Regions from separate parts of the Homo sapiens genome. Here region 2 is linked to region 1. A link is a contact called in ENCODE Hi-C or POLR2A ChIA-PET data. All regions are on one chromosome and are shown on one strand. Each heading gives the region's core, a stretch centred on a gene start or an enhancer-like site at or near the end of the contact. The rest is flanking DNA. Distances are from core to core; before and after follow the strand shown. Region 1 overlaps MACROD2 (mono-ADP ribosylhydrolase 2). Region 2 overlaps MACROD2 (mono-ADP ribosylhydrolase 2).

Evidence for each region. Hi-C counts contacts between places; a loop is a spot of excess contacts on that map. ChIA-PET counts read pairs that join two places held with the same protein, here RNA polymerase II (POLR2A). Pooled maps may share reads with other maps.
Region 2: a loop to region 1 is called in a map of PC-9, with 2.3 times the contacts of the local background. The contact joins two enhancer-like sites. A Hi-C loop is called at or near these places in 2 of 168 maps with a recorded cell type or tissue (PC-9 and endothelial cell of umbilical vein), 1 of 37 single-sample maps with no recorded cell type and 2 of 50 pooled maps. POLR2A ChIA-PET finds 5 or more read pairs at or near these places in 2 of 52 experiments (MCF 10A and RWPE1).

What each region holds. Positions count from the first base shown.
Region 1 is chr20:14,913,756-14,918,655 of GRCh38, forward strand. All of the region lies in intron 5 of MACROD2 (mono-ADP ribosylhydrolase 2), which reads left to right. The region is part of intron 1 of MACROD2-AS1 (MACROD2 antisense RNA 1); the gene reads right to left. Among named protein-coding and RNA genes, the nearest start is that of MACROD2-AS1, 13 kb to the right of the region's middle. Within about 2 kb of position 1,861, at least 2 of the 41 ENCODE cell types and tissues checked have a DNase peak (open chromatin) inside an H3K27ac peak, as active enhancers do.
Region 2 is chr20:14,960,935-14,965,834 of GRCh38, forward strand. All of the region lies in intron 5 of MACROD2 (mono-ADP ribosylhydrolase 2), which reads left to right. Among named protein-coding and RNA genes, the nearest start is that of MACROD2-AS1, 34 kb to the left of the region's middle. Within about 2 kb of position 2,442, at least 3 of the 41 ENCODE cell types and tissues checked have a DNase peak (open chromatin) inside an H3K27ac peak, as active enhancers do.

The DNA.
Region 1 (4,900 bases), core at 611-3,110:
CCCTACCCCGACCCTATGTCAGACTGTGATTTGTAGTATGTTTCTTCATATTTATTTTGAGTATTAATAATGTAATCTTATCATATTCACCCTGATAGGACACTGTAGAGTTTGTTTAATGAACCATCTTGGGGGAAGAATTAACCAACAACCAAGATTTGAATACAGCTTGGTCCTGGGCCTCCTTGGGCCATAGCGCAAGGCAGCTAAGTGGTGCTGGAATAATTTCTCTTTGTTTGGCTGCAGATACCGCATACTCTAAGCAATTTGCAGCCTTCCTTATATAAGAACTGTTTCTGAAAGGAAATTCCCCAAGTCCAGCTCTTCTGGTTATTTCCGTTTCAGCTCTGAAGCGCTTACTCTTTGTAGCTGAAATATGGAGAACTATTGTATTTTTTGGTTCCCTAACTCAGAGGAAACATGTGAGGAATTTGCTGTAATAACTGATCTGAGTTGGAGTGTTTGATTCCTGACACAGAGTGGAGGACAGCATTGTGAGGGGACATTTCATTCAAGATTGTTCTGTTAAGCGGGAGGGAGGTGAGCTGCTCACAGTCTATGTCAATGAGAATTTCCCTCAGGATATTTAGTGTGTGGTGGTAATGCATATTTAAGCTTACGTACAACAATGTTTGCAAAATCCCAAACTTGGAATAGAACTCTAGATCATAGTGGCCAAAGAAACTGACTTTGCTTGTAAGCAAGTTGGATCAAGATCTATATGAGAGCTTTGGGGCTAAGGGAAATAAAGCATTGTCCCAAGAAGGAAGACTTTGCCTTGACAAAACATTCTCTTACAATGTGATTCTCCTAAGAAACCATAAAAGAGCAGTTAGGGATCCATCCATGCATTTTAATATTTGAAGAGTTTCAGACTGACTGCATGTTTGACAGCTATAGGAATTTTATTTTTATAAGAATTTATCTATAAAAATAAAAGTATATCTACTATCTCTAAATCTATATATCTGAGTTTTAAAAATATAGCTTCTCTTTAGCTTTTGCTAGCATATGCTGTCAAACTCCTTCATGCTGCCAGACTCATCCAAAAATTAATTCTTCTAATGCATGCCATATTTCATGTTGTTTTGGCTGCTTTTGTACATTCTGAAGAAAACAGGGAAGATAATGGTTTCCTTTTCCAATTTAACATATACATGCGACAGAGAAATGTAAGGATGTTGCACTCCCAGAGGATCAAACCTAAAATGACAATAGATTCGACTGATTTTTTTAAAAAAGAATCCTACTTTATGTAATCTGGACAATAAGGCACACATGGTTGGATTAAAAATATTGTGTTTTTAAGATCTCTTTCTAATTCTTACTTTATAACCATAAAGAAATGAGGCTATGTGTTGTTGCAAGAAGTCTTATTGCAAACACATGCATGTGCATGTTTGTGTGTGATTTGTAAATTTAGCTCTAGAAAGGTGTAACAATAAAATGGAATTGAATTTAGCCATGGCTCTTACGAGCGTGAGTAAAGTATGCATGTGGAAACCTAAGATGTTAATGAAATCAGCATAGACTTTAATGGCATTCTGGTGTCTTCAAAAGATCGCCACCAAATAAAGCTTAATGTGTCAAAATGGAAACCCCAAGTAAGAGAAATGTGGGAAGAAGTTCAAGGAACAGAAACTGTTTGGGGAAGATGATTTGAATGTCTTCCAAAACCTTCGAGAAGCATTAAGCTCAAGCTCAGCCCTTTATCTTTGACAAATACCACACTGTGTATCTGCTTGTTATTTCGTGGTCCTGTTGCTCCTGTCAGCTTGTTAAATGGAACTCTGGTTTCAGTCAGATGAAAATGTGGTAATCTCTGTGCTTTGCTTGCCTCGGCGTCCGAGGAGCGGCTGTGCCCGACTGTGTGAGGCCGCCCAGTGCCAAGGGTAACTACTGGCACCTGCACTGACAGCAAGCAGTCTGCAGCAACAGATTGAAAATGTTCTTTTCAGATCTTTAGATTGGAACTTCAGCTTTACTTTTAAAAGTTTCATGTCCACAGCACGGTTGACAAAATAAATTACTAAACCAATTGCTTTGGGAGCTTCCAAGCTGTGACATTAAGGTAGCTGCGAGTCATCATTCTTGATGAAGGAGCAGCTTCAGAAATTGTGTGCATCTGATGGAGGTTTGGCAAAGTGTGTAAGTCTGCAGACCTATGGTAAACAGGTCTCATTTCTAAGCATTTATTTTCAGAAAGGGAAAAAAAGAGCTGTCCATTCTCAATTTCGGACTTATTTTAAATTACTCACAGGGAAATGGGTGCCCCATTTAATGGCATTGTTTATTCTCACAGAGAAATGTTTGCAGTGAAAATGCAAAATACCATTTCTTTTCTCTGCTGAGGCTCCTCATCCTATGGTGCCCACTTTACTCTCCCAGCAGAGAATGCAGAAAAGCACCAAAGGCAGCATCATGAAACGCAGAGCTGTTAATTCCCAACTCCGTCAGAGTTCTGCCCTCCTTCCCATTTGGGGAGCTGAACTGAGCCATTAGAACTTTCCTTTTACACTCCCTCTAGAATACAAGTCCTGACAAAATTAAAGGGCTTTATACCCCTAAAGCCTCAGAAATTCTACAGGGTACGGTGAGGGTAGGGGTGGGGTTGAAGGGATGGGAAATTCATAGGTTAAAAACAAAAACTTGGGCGAAAAATCCAGGCTCTGCCAGTTACTATCAGTGGGACCTCAGCTAGTTACTTAGACATCTGGCCCTCTGCTTACTTGTTTGTGAAATAGAAATGATCATATCTGCCTCATGTGCTTGTTGGAAACATATAAAACAAGATAACTTCAGGAGCAAAGTGATTTATATCTGCAATGTTGAAATGGATAAAAAATAAAATAGATATGTGAGTGCATAGATGATAAATATGTCATAAAACAAAGGCAGCAAAGTGTTAGCAATTGTAAGGAGAGATGTGGGTGTATGCATGTTTGTTATATAATTCTCTCAACTTTTCTGTGCATTTGAAAGCATCTTAATCAGGAGGAAGCGATTTAGAAGGGCAAATCTTTTCCATGTAAGTATAATTCCCGTATTCCCTGCCTCTAGTTAAATTCCAGATGTAGGCACATGGCCATACTGAACCTCAGCGGAGAATGGAAAAAAATATATCTTTTTCATGGACCACTGTCAGCCCAGCAAAAATTTAGAAATTTTATTTCCAAGGAAGAGAGATAATGGGGGAAAAATAGGCACCTTGATTGGTCATGCAAACTTAACTCTCTGTGGCACATACTACATGCCAAATAACAAATGGTGCCATTCCTATTAAGGAAGGGAAGTAATGCCTGCCCCTTTTCTTCCTCGGGGTGGAGTGTCCTGCCAAGTCTCCTGTCCTTTCCTGGGTGACCCAGGGGGCTTATTGCTTCCATCCCTGCTCAGATGGTTTTGCATTTCCGTGGCAGCATTTTACTCCACCCTCCATTGTGCATCCTAGATTCTCTCCAGAACCCCTCCCAGCGGAGGCCTGAGGTTAGCTTTTGTGTGACATCGGGTCTCTATTCTTCCATGTATTTAAGCTCAAAATGTTTCCTTATGGGGAATTTTCTTAAAAGTCTTCAATATTGTTAACTCTTTGAAACCACTGCTGTGTGAAGGCAGCTGATTGTTCCATTGTGGGTCCCATAGGAAGAAGTTCTATGGTTCCTCCTTATTGCCTTCTTGGTGGGCATCCCCTATGAAGCAATGCAGGGAGGACTCCATGATAGTGCAGGCACTTGGCCTTTGATTTCCATCCAGGGAACTCCCTCCACCTGTCTATGAGAGAACTGTGTTGTGGAAGCTCACCGGGAAGCCTATGGAAGACCAACACATAGAATGGGCAGAGGAAGACAAACCTCCAAAACACACCGACTACAACAAATACAGGACAACAAACAGCAATAACATTGAGAATAGGAAGCTCATCATGGAGGAGAACCAGGACAGACATCCACGAAACCCAAAAGAAGAAAAAAATTCAAGAAAGACTGGTCAATTGCATCTAAAGCTACTCAGTGACTAAAAAAGATAAGGGCTGGTTGTTGTCCTTTAGTTGGTGATTTAATGAAGAGCCATTCCAGGGAAGCAGTGGGGGCGAAAGTCAAATTTCACTAGGATGAAGATGACAGACAGGTAAAGGAGGGAAGAGAGTAACTGTGTAGGAATTCAGCAGCAAAAAGGAGAGGTTTGTGGTCACAAGGGTAATGCGGTATACGGAAGGATTTTGTTTTGTTTTTGTTTTTGAGACAGGCTCTCGCTCTGTTGCCCAGGCTGGAGTGCAATGGTGCAATCTTGGCTCACTTTAGCCTCGACCACCCCAGGTTCAGGTGATCCTCCCATCTCAGCCTCACGAGTAGGTGGAACTACAGGCACACACCACCATCCCCAGTTAATTTTTGTATTATTTTTGTAGGGATGGGTTTTTGCTATGTTGCCCAGGCTGGTCTCAAACTCCTGGGTTCAAGCAATCCACCTGCCTCGGCCTCCCAAAGTGCTGGGATTACAGGCATGAGCAACTGGACTAGAAAAGGTTTTTCATGATGAGAAAGACTTGAGTGTGATCAAATGCTGATAAGAAGGGACCAGAGAAGAGGCAGAAGTTAATGATCCAGAAGAGATAGGAAGTAGCTGCTAGAGAGAGGTTGCTTAGAAAGAAGGTAAGGTACCATCCAGGCAACCGGAGGAGGGATTGGCCTTGGCTAGAAGGATTCCTCTCACATTGGATAGGAGAGTAGGCATATGCCATGGTTTGCATGTAGGTCAGCTGGCACAGGGTAGAATTGTTACTGCTTTATTTAGTAAATGTATTCCTCTAAAGTCATCTGCAATCATATCACATTAGCCCTTTTTGTGACACTGTGTTTTTTTTGTTTTTTTTTTTTTTTCTGGAGTTTATTAGCAAATGAGA
Region 2 (4,900 bases), core at 1,192-3,691, 48 kb after region 1:
TTCTTTTTCTGAGAGAGTGGTTAGGAACAGTGCTAGTCTTGCTAAAACTGCTGAGTTTCATTTCACACTAATAACACCTGGCATCTTTATGTGCTAAGGATAAATTAAGCACTCAGTGAACACAGGGTAGACATGGGTTTTGCTATGATGTAGCTTATTCTGCACTCATTATATAGAGAGAGAAATCTGTGTTGTGAAAATGTGTGTGTAGGCATGTATGCAACATTGCAAAAAATATTAATAGCTCTGGCCATTTTGCTGATTTTAGATAAAGGTAGCACTATCATATATTCCGATTAGTTATTAATAGAAATACTGAGAATATTAGAGGTGAAATGGCCCTTAAAAATCATGTAGTCCAAAAATCTCATTTTACAGACTGAAGAAATTGAGAACCAGGGTGATTATTTTCAGGAATTATAGAATATATTCTGTGAATTTAGGCAGAATCAAAATAGAACTCAAAGATTTAATACCCATTCCAGGGCACTTTCTACCATACCACGCTGTTCCTCAAATAATAAATAAATTATTCAAATACACGAACATTATGTCATTTTTACAGAATTCTAAGTTGTGTGTTTTTTGGGTTGTTGTTTTGTTTTGTTTTTGAGACAGGGTTTTGCTCTGCCACCAAGGCTGGAGTGCAGTGGCGCAATCACAGCTCACTGCAGCCTAGACCTCCTGGGCTCAAACGATATCGCCCACGGCCCCTCAACTCCCCATCCCACTTCGGCCTCCCAAAGTGCAAGGATTACAGGTGTGAGTCACTGCGCCAGCCTAAGTTAGGTGTTTAAATGATTCTAAGACACACATTCTTTCACATTTTGAAAATATTTTATTTTGAATTTTTAGACTTACAGAAAAGTTGCAAAAATAATTCAAAGAGTTTAAAAAATATACACCTCTCTCATCCCACTCCTTCTAATGGTAATATCTTAGAAAACCATATGACAATTATCAAGAACAAGAAATTAACAATTATACAATATCAATAACTAAACTTCAGACCTTATTTGAATTTTGCCAGTTTTTCTACTAACCTTTTTGTTTGTTTGTTTTTGAGACGGAGTCTCACTCTCGCTCAGACTGGAGTGCAGTGGTACCATCTGGGCTCACTGCAACCTCTGCTTCCCAGTTTCAAGCAATCCTCCCACGTTGGCCTCCCGAGTAGCCAGGACTACAGGCGTGTGCCACCACACCCAGCTAGTGACCTTTTTGTTGTTGTTGTTCTAGGATCTCACATTACATTTATTTGTTCTTAATCTCTTCCAGCCTATAACTGGTTCTCAGTCTTTTCTTAGCTTTTGTGACTTGGCACTTTTGAAGAGTACTCCTCAGTTATTTCTGTACAATGTCCCTCAATTTGACATTTTTTTCTAGAGAGAGAATCTCACGCTGTCACCCAGGCTGGAGTACATTGGCTCAATCATAGCTCACTGCATCCTTGACCTCCTGGGCTCAAGTGATCCTCCCATCTCAGCCTCTCAAGTACACACACATATATATAGTATTTATATATATATATAGTATTTATATATAGTTATGTTTGTTTTGTTTCTGAGACAGAATTTTGCTCTCTCTCTCTCTCTTTCTCTCTCTCTCTCTTTCTCTCTGTCTCTATATATATGTGTATGAAAAGTTACGCTATAACAAGTGTGGAAATACCAAGCAAATAAAAGTCTGTAAAAAGAATACCTCCTCTTCCTCTTTTCTTCCTCCTCCTCTTCTTCCTTTTCTTCATTACTTCTTCCTTCTTATCTTTCTTATTCTCTTCTTTTTTTTCTTTTTATTCTAACCTTTCTTTCTTCTTTTCCTTTTCCTCCTCTCCCTCCTCACCAATGCTCTTTCTCTCGTCTGTCCACTTTCCTCTCTCCATATTTCACCTACTAAAATAGTATTTATTTGGTCCACATTCCCGTAAAATTGCTGTTGTTTGGGGAAAAAAAACTCTAAGGAAACTCAGAAAGCTGTGTTACCCAAATCATTTACAATTTGAGTTGGTTGGAGAATATGCCATGGAGAAAGCCTGTTCGGAGATGATTAGCATGCCAGTCCAATGTCTTTTCCTACTTAAATTTTTAAGATAGTTTAGGACTCCGATAACTATTATGTCTTAGCTAGTGGTTATTCAGAAATAAAATAAAAAAACTGTACCATACTTTTTTTCACCAAGTAGAATTAGCTCAGAGCACAGTGCATTGGGTGTCTGGGCTTCTGGTAGGTGAGGCTGGGATGTGCAGGTAGAGATTATTGAGTACCGTAGTAGTACAGCAGCATCCAAGTTTAAATTTGAGGGTGGGTGTCAGCTTAGAAAATCTGAGTGCTTGCAAGGGCTGAGAATTTCTCCAGCCTTTCCTGCAGCTGTCAGAAGTGCCCTGTTTTGCCCTTCCCTCACACCTCCTCCCAATAATTCTATTACTCAGGGGAAGGAGACCTGGGAGGGTGAAATGACTCATTATTCTATTAGACAATGGGACGCTTGGGTTTTGACTAAGGCTGCTCAGACTGCCAGAGTCCCGACCTCCATGGCAATCCAGAGGCACAGGAAATCTGAGATTTAAAGTTGTGAACTCAGTATTGACATGAAAAATGCCACTTGTGTTGTGCTGAAACAGGTATGCTGATTATGTAACAGCTTCCAACACATTCCCTGCCGGTGGTGGGTTTTGATTGACATTTTATGAGCCTTATTACTCTTGAAAACAATACTGAAAATGCCATGACAAGCTCAGGATGGAAATATGAACACACGATCCTCTTCCTGCTGAACTAGAAAATAGCTTTTCGAAATTCTTGGAAGAAAGTGGAAAGTTCTTCATGTAGATTCATAATGATCAATCTCTTTTTGTTTCTTGGGAGGAGAAGGATCCTCAAATCTTATAGCAATTTAGCATGGTCTAGTCCCCAGAACTTTTCTTTGGGCTTCTTACAACTTACAAATAAATGTTGACTTCTAAAGTAGAGAGGGAAATGCATAGGATATCAATGGCTTGATAAATATTTACAGCAATAAATTACAGTTTTTTGCATTCATAGTAATTCCTTGGTAGAGGGAGTTTATTGTTTAAACAATATAGAGATGGAAATGCAGCAGAAATTCAGATTTTTTTCTGTGTTTTTTTTTCTTCTCTGTATAAGGTGATTTTTTTTCTTCTCTGTATAACAAATTTTCAAAGTAGAATGGAGGTTCAAGAATGTCAATGAAATATAAATGGTATGGTGCATTTGCTTTCATTGAATTGTTGGCTCTCCTTAAGTATATTAGGATAGCAAACTCTCTGAATTAGGATTTCAACCTCTTCGATTTCCTTCTGATTTTGTGTAACTAAAATATATAAATGAGACTGCACACAGGCCGGGCGCGGTGGCTCACGCCTGTAATCCCAGCACTTTGGGAGGCCGAGGAGGGCAGATCACGAGGTCAGGAGATCGAGACCATCCTGGCTAACACGGTGAAACCCCGTCTCTACTAAAAATACAAAAAAATTAGCCGGGCGTGGTGGCGGGCACCTGTAGTCCTAGCTACTCAGGAGGCTGAGGCAGAAGAATGGCGTGAATCTGGGAGGTGGAGCTTGCAGTGAGCCGAGATCGCGCCACTGCACTTCAGCCTGGGCGACAGAGCAAGACTCCATCTCAAAAAAATAAAAAAAATAAAAAAAAAATAAAGAGAGACTGCACGCACACTAGCATCCCTGGATTCCAAATACCTATCTGCTTTGTTATAAAATTAATAGTAATAATAGCAGCAACAATGGAAATAGTAGCTAGATTTATTGAGTTCATATTGTTTTTAACTTGTGAACCCAAGCAGTCCCATAGCCACTGTGCTATACTTTAGTGTTATTTTTAAAAATCACGCTCAACTAAAAATGGGAAGCCCAGGCAGCTGGTTTGGTGTCACTTCTCTGCTAAGATGAATGCCCTCTGCACCCTCAAGTGGTGAAGCAGGTATAGGCGGAATACATACAGAATGAAAAACTGTATTTGTGAAACACTTTGAAGGAAAGGTGTTGTGAAAATTGTGTTTTGTTAAGTATTGAGGGATATGGAATTAGAAATAATAGTACAGTTGAGACAGAAAGATCATTTTTCTGAAGCACATGTTTAGTGTCGGCAAAGGTTAAGCTGTTTTTGATGAACCTGTTTTCATGTGAAAATTACTATAAATGGTCAGCAGATACTTGCTTTTAAGGAGCCTACTTCTGATTGGTCAGCCAGATAAGCGTGTATGTGGTGATTGTTAAGAAGCAGCTGGTGTCAGTTTAAAAGAATGATGTTCTATCCTCTTCCGTCTTGACCAGTCTGAGAACAGTAACATCAATATTTGAAGTTATATATTCAATATTCATTACAATATTCTGAAACTAGTTGTTCATGGAAATATATCGGTAACTTAACACAATTCCAAATGCCATTTTTTATAGTTATACTTTTTTGCTGTTTCTTAAAATGATATTACTAGATCCATATTCTAATTGTTTCCAACCTAGGGACGGCTAAAAGTTATTTTTTTTTCTTTTTTTTTTTTTTTTTTTTTTTTTGAGACGGAGTCTCTCTCAGTCCCCCAGGCTGGAGTGTAGTGGCCCGATCTCGGCTCACTGCAAGCTCCGCCTCCCGGGTTCACGCCATTCTCCTGACTCAGCCTCCCTAGTAACTGGGGCTATAGGCGCCCGCCACTATGCCCAGCTAATTTTTTTTTTTTTTGTATTTTTAGTAGAGACGCGGTTTCACTGTGTTAGCCAGGATGGTCTCGATCTCCTGACCTCGTGATCCACCCGTCTCGGCCTTCCAAAGTGCTGGGATTACGGGCGTGAGCCACCGCACCTGGCCTTAATATATATTTTTATAACTTCATCATAGAGGTGATAAATTTTATCCAGTATAAAACAGTGCATTT